Linked DNA regions of Homo sapiens: region 2 is linked to region 1. A link is a contact called in ENCODE POLR2A ChIA-PET data. All regions are on one chromosome and are shown on one strand. Each heading gives the region's core, a stretch centred on a gene start or an enhancer-like site at or near the end of the contact. The rest is flanking DNA. Distances are from core to core; before and after follow the strand shown. Region 1 has its middle 50 kb from the start of RTN4. Region 2 overlaps UGP2 (UDP-glucose pyrophosphorylase 2).

What was found. ChIA-PET counts read pairs that join two places held with the same protein, here RNA polymerase II (POLR2A).
Region 2: POLR2A ChIA-PET joins it to region 1 with 12 read pairs in activated CD4-positive, alpha-beta T cell. The contact joins two enhancer-like sites. POLR2A ChIA-PET finds 5 or more read pairs at or near these places in 3 of 52 experiments (Caco-2, activated CD4-positive, alpha-beta T cell and activated T-cell).

The regions. Positions count from the first base shown.
Region 1 is chr2:55,097,790-55,103,182 of GRCh38, reverse strand. It overlaps a transcript of RTN4 not described here. Among named protein-coding and RNA genes, the nearest start is that of RTN4, 50 kb to the right of the region's middle. Within about 2 kb of position 3,167, at least 7 of the 41 ENCODE cell types and tissues checked have a DNase peak (open chromatin) inside an H3K27ac peak, as active enhancers do.
Region 2 is chr2:63,850,854-63,856,246 of GRCh38, reverse strand. All of the region lies in intron 1 of UGP2 (UDP-glucose pyrophosphorylase 2), which reads right to left. Among named protein-coding and RNA genes, the nearest start is that of UGP2, 12 kb to the right of the region's middle. Within about 2 kb of position 2,411, at least 5 of the 41 ENCODE cell types and tissues checked have a DNase peak (open chromatin) inside an H3K27ac peak, as active enhancers do.

The sequences.
Region 1 (5,393 bases), core at 1,918-4,417:
CCTTTTAAAACTCATTGTTTCTTTAAATGTTTTATAAACTTTTAAAAATATACTTCCTTTTTTTTTTTTTTTTCCGGAGTTTTGCCCTTGTTGCTGGAGTGCAATGGTGTGATCTCAGCTCACTGCAACCTCCGCCTCCCGGGTTCAAGTGATTCTCCTGCCTCAGCCTCCCTAGTAGCTGGGATTACAGGCATGTGTCACCATGCCCGGCTTATTTTGTAATTTTAGTAGAGACGGGGTTTCTCCACATTGGTCAGGCTGGTCTCAAACTCCCGACCTCAGGTGATCCGCCCGCCTCAGCCTCCCAAAGTGCTGGGATTACAGGCGTGAGCCACCGCACCCGGCCACGATAGTAACTTCTTAGATTAATAAAGAGATTTGAATTGTCTTTAGAAAAACAATAGAGTTTTGTCTTACAAATTGTTTTTAGAAAATCTATAGAGTTTTGTTTTATAAATCTCTTGGATTCTCCTCTCCTACCTCCTACCCTTCAATACCAGGACCAAAGAGAAGCAGCAGATCCCAAGCACCATGCACTGGCCTATTAGCAGGGACTGGCAGTTGGCCATGTGTCAAGTCCAATCAGCCACCAGATTCTTGTGAGGTCTGCCAACTAAGGACGAATTTCACATCTTAAATGATTAAAAAAAAATCAAAAGAAAAATGACATGTGAAAATTATATAACATTAAAATTTTTAGCGTCCACAAATAAAGTTTTATTGAAACACAGCTATGTCCCTTTGTTTATGTGTAGTTTATGGCTGTTTTGCCGTAAAACAACAGAGTTGAGCCATTTTGGCAGAGACAGCATGGTCCATGGTCCACAAATCCTAAAAGATTTACTATCTGGCCCTTCACAGAAAAGGTTTGCTACCCCCTGGCCTAAAGTAGTAGTTTATATACCATCTTCAAGGGATTTCAGCCTTACAAAAACAAACTAAATTCCATTTAAGTGAACATTTTGATCCCTCCTTCCCTTTCCCCCTTAATCGTCATCTGCTCCAAAGAACTGAAAAATGATTTAGGCATGATTTGGATGGAAAGTTATGAAATAACAATATCTCATCTTTAAGGAATTTGGTGCTCATGATTTTTAAAAATGGACTTGTTAACTTTATGATTCAAAATAAAAGCAGAAGCCTTTTTTTGTCTTAGATTTCAGATGTCACATCTAAAAGTGAAATATCAGTAGAAAACAATAATAAGATTTCACTCTATTTTTCCTTTTCTTTTATATTTGATTTGGAGGTGTGAATATATTTGAACATATATCCTACAGTGTGTGATGATTTTGTGAAATTTGAATGTGCTGATGAAATATACAATCTTTCCAGTCACTTAGCTCTTATGTAGTGAAAAATTCACTTTAACATACAAAATTAATTAATTTGCTTATTGTTTATTCACATGCAGCAGTTCTTCTAATTAATAATTCCTATGCTCCAGGATATCCACAGGGCTGGTTCATACCATCATATGAGGACAGAAATTGGGTTGATCTTTTTCATCTCTGTGTAGCTGGTACTTGCATACCTAGCACATTGCCTGGCACAGACTATGTAGCAGAAATGCATGCTTAATGAATGAAAGTGGTTTGTTGATTGTTCTAAAGATTTCAAAGTTTTAAATTCCATTTGGTTTTGCATATATATAAAAATATACACCAAATCATTTTGGATTCTGAGAAGACTAAGTATACTGTTTTTCAATACTTCAGTTATTGTATTAATAACTTCAATTTTTACAGAAACTTATTAGTATTATAGAATTTCCTGAGAAGCTACCATGAGAAATCTCACTAAAATTATTATTACAATGGATAATGTATTATTTCACTCTTCTGAACAAGTTACAACAACATTGATTTTCAAAAAAATAAACATTTTCTGATTGGAAAAGTAATAAGTATTCATAAGAAATTCAGAAACTATAGGAATATGTAGGAAAAGACAATGATAATCTCACCCCTGGAGATAATCCCTATTAACAACTTGTTTGTTCAGATTTTTTTCTATGCATATGCCAACATGTAAAATAATTATTATTTTACTAAAATATAATCCTACTATACAAACTGTTTGGAGCTTGTTTTTGTTCTCTCATGTTTCTATGTCAAGATTTCAAAATACATTTTATAATTTTAGTGGCTTAATAGTTTCTATTACATAAATTTACCATTATTTATTCACACTTTCCTCTTGACAAATATGTGATTAAAATTACATTTTAATCCAAAGTGTTTTAAGTGTCAAGTAATCTAATGACAGCTATTTTTATAAAATGGTAAGAGTAAAAAAAAAAAATGCTAAGAGTGCTGTCAAGAGAAAAAAGAAAGAAAAGAATAAAACAAGCAAGTAAATTTTTGTTTAAGCACAAATGAACCCTAGTGCATCCTGAGAATTTCTAGCCAGTGAGCTGTGGAAAACTTGGCATGGCTGATGCAATGATAGCACAATTATATGTCAGTAATGCAAGTATATAAAATTGCAGATAAACAAATGCCTTTGCTTTAAATAAACTTTGATTTAACTACTTTAGAGACTGTTCTTGTTAGAGCTCCGTAGGGTTTTTAGGTTTAGAGAAGATGTACCTTGAGGCTTTGTTGGGGTCTAATGGACCACCAAGGAAACAGCCCACAGGTCTGCTGCTTCCCTTTCACTGTCTTCAGTTGCAGCAGTGCTGAGATCTTAACTCCTCGAACCTGACGAAAGAATTATGGCAAATGGCTGAATAGATCAAGATTTCATAATATGAATGGGCTTCCAGACAGAACCAGCATTAAGATTTATGTGATCTGGGATATGTCTTGTAATTCTACCAGTTTGATTAGAAAGGGATCTGGAGGGCTTGGGGAATGCCACCCCAATAGCTCCCTGTGTTCAACTAGGAAAGACAAGACGAATGTGGCTTGTCCAAGCCCCCAGTGCAAAGTAAGACCTTAACTCCGTAGTGGGGTCACTCCTAGCCAGGCTTCTGCTAATTTACCCCTTTCCAGACAAGTATAAAAAGCAGAAAGTACACTGGTGCTTGGTGACCTTATGAATGCCATTTGTTTTGTTGAATTTGGATTCCTTTACAGGAAATGTTCTAATATGTGCAAGTATTGCATCATTTAAAGTAGCAGATTAGTAGGACAAATGTTGCAGATGTAACTTAGACTAGTTCTCTAAAATAAGTCAGCATGTCACTAGATATGAATAAAATGTAAGTCCATGTTGCATATCAGTTGACCCACAGTGTAAGCAGGCAACAATGATGAGGCTGGAAAGAGACTAGTAATAAGAATAATAATAGTCAATGCTTACACAGCCCTATGTGCCAGGCCCTATTCTAAGCATTTTACATGAATCGCTTCATTTAAACTTTACAGGATTCTACATATTTAGCTACTGTTATTATTCTCTTTTCACAATTGAGAAAAACTGAAGCACAGATAAGTTGGTAAACTGGCACCGTGTCACATACATAATATGTGGCAGAGTGGTGATTCAAACCCAGACAGTCTACCTCTGGCACCTGCACTTTTAGCCACTAGTATGTCTGAGAAATTCAAAAATTTAAAGTCAGTCTCTAGCCAACCCAGGTGCAAAGAGCACCCCCAAATCCCTGATTGATGTCCTGAAATACCATTTCCCATGTCAAAGAGCCAGGCTCCTTGAAGAAATGGCTGAGTCAAGGTCTAGGGCAGGAAATGAACAAGGGATCCCTGAAGCACTTTGTCATATAGGTAGTGAGGAAGCTATTGAGGACTACAGGGTCATTCTCAAAAGGACAGCAGAACCAACTTAAAGAGGCTCCCAATGGCCAAAGGTGTCACAGTTTTGACATCAGTAGGGATAATACCAGCAATAGATTGAAACATCTCAAATATGTTTAAATCTATGAGTCCATAATGATGCTCAAAAAACTGGTCATGTTTAGAAGATGATTGGGAGGCAACTCATTATTGAACTGATAACCGGTAAATAAATTCTACCATTTTTTTCTGCCTTCCTTATATGAACTGTATGCCCCAGTAACTAAATAGTGCATGAGGTGAAGTTCTTGTTTAAAGAACTAATTCAGCCACTAAACAACAAAGGAGTAATAGAGTCCCCTTTCTATGGCCTCTAAAGAACTAATAGATCTAGGCCTTAAGGAGAAGTGATTGCTAACGTAACAAGAATACAGACAACCAAACAGTACGGACCTCCTGATGGATGAAGGAAGAATACACCCATTCATGAAGAAGTCTTGCCAAAAAGGCAAATTCAAATCTTACCAAGTTTCTTGTTCCAAATGCCAATTTAGAAAATAGAGAGGACAGAGGAACATGTTGCACTACATTGGGGGAATGAAGGCAGCAAAAAACTAGACTATGAGAAACTCTACGGAACAAATGACCTGATTTCGTCAATAAATAATTCGCAAGAAAGGGGGTTCAGGGGGAAACCTATAGATTAAAAGAGATTTAAAAGGCATATTGATGAATTGCAACATGTGGACCTTATTTGGATCTTAATTTTTTAAAATTAAAAGAAATTGCATTTATGAGAAAATTGGTCATTTGAACAATGACTCGATATTGATGTTAAGAGATTATTGTTATTTTTTTGGGGTGTGATAATATTATGGTTTTAAAAAACTCTTCTCTTTTACTGATAAGATATGTTCTCTGGCATTTGCTTCAAAATAATATGCAATGGAGTTGGAAGTAAAGATAAAAGAGAATTGACCCTGCGTTGATAATTATTGAAGTTGGGTGATGGGTATTTGGAGGTTTATTATTATTCTGTTACTACATAATGGTTTTAAATTATTATAATAAAATGTTTTTAAAAATTAAGTGCCTAAGTTTTAGGTTGCATAAAGTATACACTCTTTCTGATCAAAGAAAGATATTTTTACTTTAGACACTAGGATTATAAGTCCAAATGAATGAATAATCCTTAAATCTCCACCACAAGACCACAAACATTTACTAAACACCAGCTTTGTGCTGGGTACTGGAAATCCGGACATACTTCTGCCTCTAACAGGTGAAAAAGAAAATGGGACAACACTAGCCCTAATCTAAAATGACTGGAGATGTGATAAAGGGAGTACAAAGAAATACCGTAGCACAGTGCAGAGGTTAATTCCATCTAGGATAGTAACAGCTGGGAGATGGCCTTTGATAAAATTGTGTGAGGTAGAAAAAGAGATTGGGGGAAGGGCACAGAGGAGAAAGATGAGGCTGAAGGTTGATGAGGAGGGGCGGGAGTGCTGAAGGCTTCCATATGTCATTCTTGGCCCTTCAGACTCCACCTGCTTCCTGGGGGAATTTCACTTTTCCTGCTCTTGCCTATACACTGGTGATTCAAATGATTCAGAAATCCTTATCTCCAGCCCTGACCTCTATCCTGAGTTCCAG
Region 2 (5,393 bases), core at 1,162-3,661, 8.8 Mb before region 1:
GTAAGCTATAACTGATTTCTGGTATTCAGCAAATGAAAAGGGCTCAATCCCAAGGTCCCTTTATCCTGTGGCAGTAATTCAGTGGTGTCAACTAGTTAGGACTCGTTTCACTCCAGTTTCATATTCTCCACTAAACAAGAACCCCTTGAGAGGTATTGGCAATTCCAAGGTGCCTCTACTTCCCTGTATCGACGTTTTCATTTTAAAAGGAGAAGGGCATAGGGCTGCCTGCCATCTTCTGGTTCCCAATTTCAGCCAAGACTTTCCACTGCTTACGTGTGTCAGACTAGACTTTTAATGCTTTTGGCATAGCCGGGCACTTCTGTGACAGATGGATCTCACTAAAGGTGACGGAAATCCCTCTTAGATAAATACAAACAACAAAAATAGAAAACTACAGAAAAAGGCTGGGCAATGGCAGCTCATGCCTGCAATCCCAACACTGTGGGAGGCTGAGGCGGGTAGACCCTGGAGCCCAGGAGTTTGAGACCAGGCTGGGCAACACGGCAAAACCTCATCTCTACAAAAAATACAAAAATTAGCCAGGTGTGGTGGCGCTTGTCTGTATTCCCAGCTACTTGGAAGGCTGAAGCAGGAGGATACCTTGAGCCGAGGAGGCAGAGGCTGCAGTGAGGCGAGATCGCGCCACCGCACTCCAGCCTGGGTGACAGAGGCAGATCCTGTCTCAAAAAGAAAAGAAAAGAGAAAAAAAAAAAAAAAAAAAAACAGAAAAAGAAACACCCCAGACCCAAACACTTTGGCAGAAAAATACCAACACAGGCTGTTTTATACTTTATCTAGAAAGTAATCATCTTATTTACTTCTCATAAAATAGGGACAACTGGATTATTTGTCCACCCTTCCCCTTCTATCCTTAGTATTTGATTCAATCTTATTTTAAAAATGTATTTGTAAAGTTTCTATTCAAATAGTTTGATAACTAGTTATTTTTACAAATGCCTGTTAATTTAGCAGAATCACATTTCAGTAAGGCTAAAAACTCTTTCCCCTTATATACTCCACCTACTATAAATTCTTTCACTTATATTTGAATAAAAGACATTTATACAGATAGAATTAAAGACAACATATAAGATAAAACTAAATGTAACTACAAAGTTTAGAAGTAACTAAAGTAGCTGTTTGAGATTTGTCTAAATGAGAACCATTTGAAAACAAAACAAAACATTTTAGAAGCTCCCTCTGCAGAACAATAACTTATTAATTTACATGATTTAAGGTCAAAACACACAGAACCCAAGTCACTATCCTATCAACCCAAGCTAAGAAAGGCTGGCTGAAAGACTCACATTTAATATTGCATGTGCTCTCTGTCAACACAGGTCTAAGTTTCAGAGGCAGACTTGAAAAAATCCCAGACACAGGATCAAACTCGAGAAATGTCTCTAACCTTTGTTTCTTTCTTTTGTTTGATACAGCACCAATGCACATGAAGAATAATTTGTTTTCTTCCACCCTCTTTATAAATATAATCGGCTTAAACAAAAGAACATTACAACAAGCCTGTCACCTCTTCTACCCCTCTAAAAGCTCTGTTTTTAGTGATTAAAGAATCAGGAAGGGCTTGTAACGAATAAAAAATATTCAAGAATAAAGAATAAGGAAGAGTGCTTAGACAAGAAGCGTAGCTATCTTAAGCATCTGGGCACAGACCAGGAGGCACAGAGCAGGGAACCATTTCCCTTAGTGGTGACTTCTTCATCCATCCTGAATTTTTTAAGAAAGGTCTGAAATTTCTGGTAGGAAAAGTAGTACAGATGTTAGAAGCTTTCTTGGATTTAACATTCTCAGGTTACACTTCTGACAAGGACAGTTGTGTTTCTAAAGGAAGGTCAACTAAAATCCTCTGAATAATCCAAGATTTCTAACCTCATGAAGTGTTTTGTCCCTATTGCCTAGCAATATAAAATTGATTCCCCACGCCTTTAGACATAGAGTGGATTGGGAGTCAAACATTTCATTACCTTAGTCAAACATTTTTATAGATGGGAGGGAGCATTTAACCTACTCTCATCATTTTACAGACGAGGAAACAGGTTGAAAATAGTTGAATGACTTATCCAAGGTCACAGAGCAGGCCAATGGTGGAGCCCAGAAGCAAAGCCATGTTTTTTTAGTCCCATTCCACCACAGTGAGGCAGAAATACCTTGCTAATGTTTTTTTCCTGGCCTGGCTCTCTTTAACCTTGACGCAAAAATCCCTAAATACCACACTCTCCTCCAAAAGCATTTATATCAGAACCTCTTCTTATGTTCAATCAACAGACAAGATAATTCCCCACCACATAAAACTGGACTTACTAGACACTTTAAGTCAATTTCAGATAGAACAGGCAATAACTTTTTTTCACAAGTTCCTCCTTTCCCCCAGTTTCCTAATTCTTCCTGTTCATAGGAACTAAAATTTCAACATCATGGGCTTTTTTATCCAGCTGGAGCCAAAAAAGAGAGAGGGCTACAGTCAATCTGACAAGTGAATATTTTTGTTTCTTAATTCATGGATCTCATTTCATGTATTTCAGCAAGTAAGAGGGATACATAATACCCTTCCCTGACACCCTGACACTGGCGCAAACAAAATAAGTACACAAGCTAGTTTCATAATGCACAGGCCATGGAAAAACCACAGGGAAGGCACCAAGAGCAACAGAGAAGTTGAAGAGCCATCCCTAGGCCACCTCTGTCTGATCAGTCCCAACCTTCCTGGAAAACCCACAATGAGAGATACTCAAAGTCAGAGAATTGGAGAGCGCACTTAATCTTAAATCGGGAAATGACTTGTGATCCAAATAACCATAGAACTCCAAGAATTTAATGGCAACTGGAAATAATCAAGATAAAGCTATCTTGATTATTTCAAGACATAATCAAGAAATAATCAAGATAAAGCTATCTTGATTATTTCAAGGAAATATGAACTATGCCGGCTAGATTTACAACCAATTCAAGCTAACCAGCTTCTTCTGGGCTCACTACAGTCCTTTAAACCCAGTTATTTGTGAATATTCCTCCTAGAAAAGCTCTTTATGGGGTTCCATTACTCAAGTGTATCCTATATCTTTTCTTACCTCTCTGACCACACCTCAGTTTCCCTAACTGGCTCCTCCTTTCCTCTCCTGAGATTCCTAAAATTCTGTCCCCAGACCATTTTTTCTCCTCAATTCTCATGCCACTCTCCTTACTGATCACTCAAACATGTGCCTCTCATCCTAAACTTTTTTCCTGAGCTCCAGGATCACATTCTTTACTTCCTTAAAGACTTCTGACACCTGGATACCCAGCTGGGTACCTCAAACTCAACATGTCCAAAATATGACTGATCATCCAAACTAAATTACTCTTTTGCCCACCCTGTTCTCCACGGCATTAACATTTCCGTAGAAACTAAGGTTTATACCTCACAGTCACAGTTGGCTCTTCCCACCTTTCCCCTCACATTGGACAATGCAATATCAAAACTTCTTAAATGATTGCTGTAATTCCATTCACTGTTTTCCATTTCCATTACTGCTACCTTAGTTCCCCTAGCATTTTTACTCTCCTAGTCATGACAACAGCTTTCTAACTAGTCTGCCCATCACTCTAATCTAATAGTGCCAAGGAGGATGGATTGATCTCCTTAAGCTGCAACCCCCATCATATCACTTCTCTTCCTTGTTTGATGAAATTCTCATTGCCTATGGAAATAAATACAAATTCCTTATCCAGGCATGTCTCAAAAGCCAAGCTGAAGTATCTTTTGGAGTAGCCAAAGCTAATGAAAGTATGAAAGCAGACTGCCTAAAGGCTGCAATTTCCTATTCCATTTGGGACATCTAGAATAGTTCTTCTAAAACTTTAATGTACATACAAATCACTTGGAGGCTGGTTAAAACACAGATTCCTGGGTAAGCTCCCAGAGAGATTCTGATTCAGTAGGTTTGGGGTGGGAAAGATATGCATATCTAATAACCAAACATTGCCAGTATGGCTTTGAGTAGCTCTGGTAGATTATACTCCATTTATCTTAACATATTTGTAACAGCCATATTCTTCATCCTTCTTGCTACTCCAATGCTATTCTGTCACCAACTCCCTGCCCCAATGCCCTGTGTTTCAGAGATGGCACCAGGCCCAGATTGGTCCAAAGCCTTCCTAGTGATTGGTTTAAGCATAAAATGTAATATGATTCTGGCCAGTAAGCCATAAGGGTATAATCTGTCACAGCACTTTGGAGAAAGGTGTTCCTCACTGAAAAAAGACATACATGAGAAAAGATAGTATTTTTTCTACTCACATAATGAGTATGTGTCCACCAATCACCCCACGTTTCTTCTGCCATGATTAGTGCCCTTGAAAGAAGCTGACCCAAGAATGAGGCAGATATGTCAAAGATAGCACAGCAGAAGGAAGGTCTGATAAGCTTTTGTACTGAATTAACCAACCCTGCATATCCTACTTCAGGATTTATGGGATAAAAAGACCCTCATTTTTGAAAGCCAAATGAATTGGTATTTTTCTACTCCATGAAGTTAAAAGCATCCTAACTATAAGATTGTTCGAAACCATGCACTTCAAATACCACTCAACACTTTCAGAAAAGGGGAGGCAGAAATGAGAAAAAAAGTAGAAAAATAAGAATGGCCCAGTATGAGTTCCAGAATAATGAGAATCATCCCAATCTCTGGGAAACCGCCCTGATCTCTCAATCCCCAAAGACTCAAACTGTTTTACTTGATTTGCTTCTGTCATTTTGATGGTGGTATTCCTAGTGTTCTAAGCAGTGGCTTCTGAACATTCCAAGAGGCCTTTCTTTCTACCACAACTGATTTGGGAGTTTTAATCACTCCTGTCTCTGTATTATATCAAACACCCCTCAAAACCCCAATTCTTTAGTTAAATGTCTGCAATCCTAGAACATATTCTCTTGAGGGGGAAAAAACTACATTATGTCATGCAACTTTGTTTTCCCAAAACCTACCTTAGCACCTTGCACAGTACAGGTGCCTAATAATGGTATGTAACTAAACTGTAGATCAGGACTTAAATTCTCATATAATAGTAGTTTGAATAGCTCCTATTCATTTGTCAGAGTTCAGTTTAAATATTACCTGAGATTATCCTCCTAGAAATCTTTCTAAACTAAGTTACCTATTACATGCTCATATGCTAGATCCTTGTACCTCTCCTTTATAACATCATAATTTTAAAAATTTATTCAATGTTTATCTTATCCAACAGACTGTAAATTCTGTGAAAGTATATGTCTGTAATGTTCACAGCTGTATTCCCACTGCCAAACACAGAGCCTGAGATATAGTAGATACTCATGTAACATTTATTAAATGAGTAAGAGCCTATTATGATCCAGCTATGCTCTGGGTATACAGAAG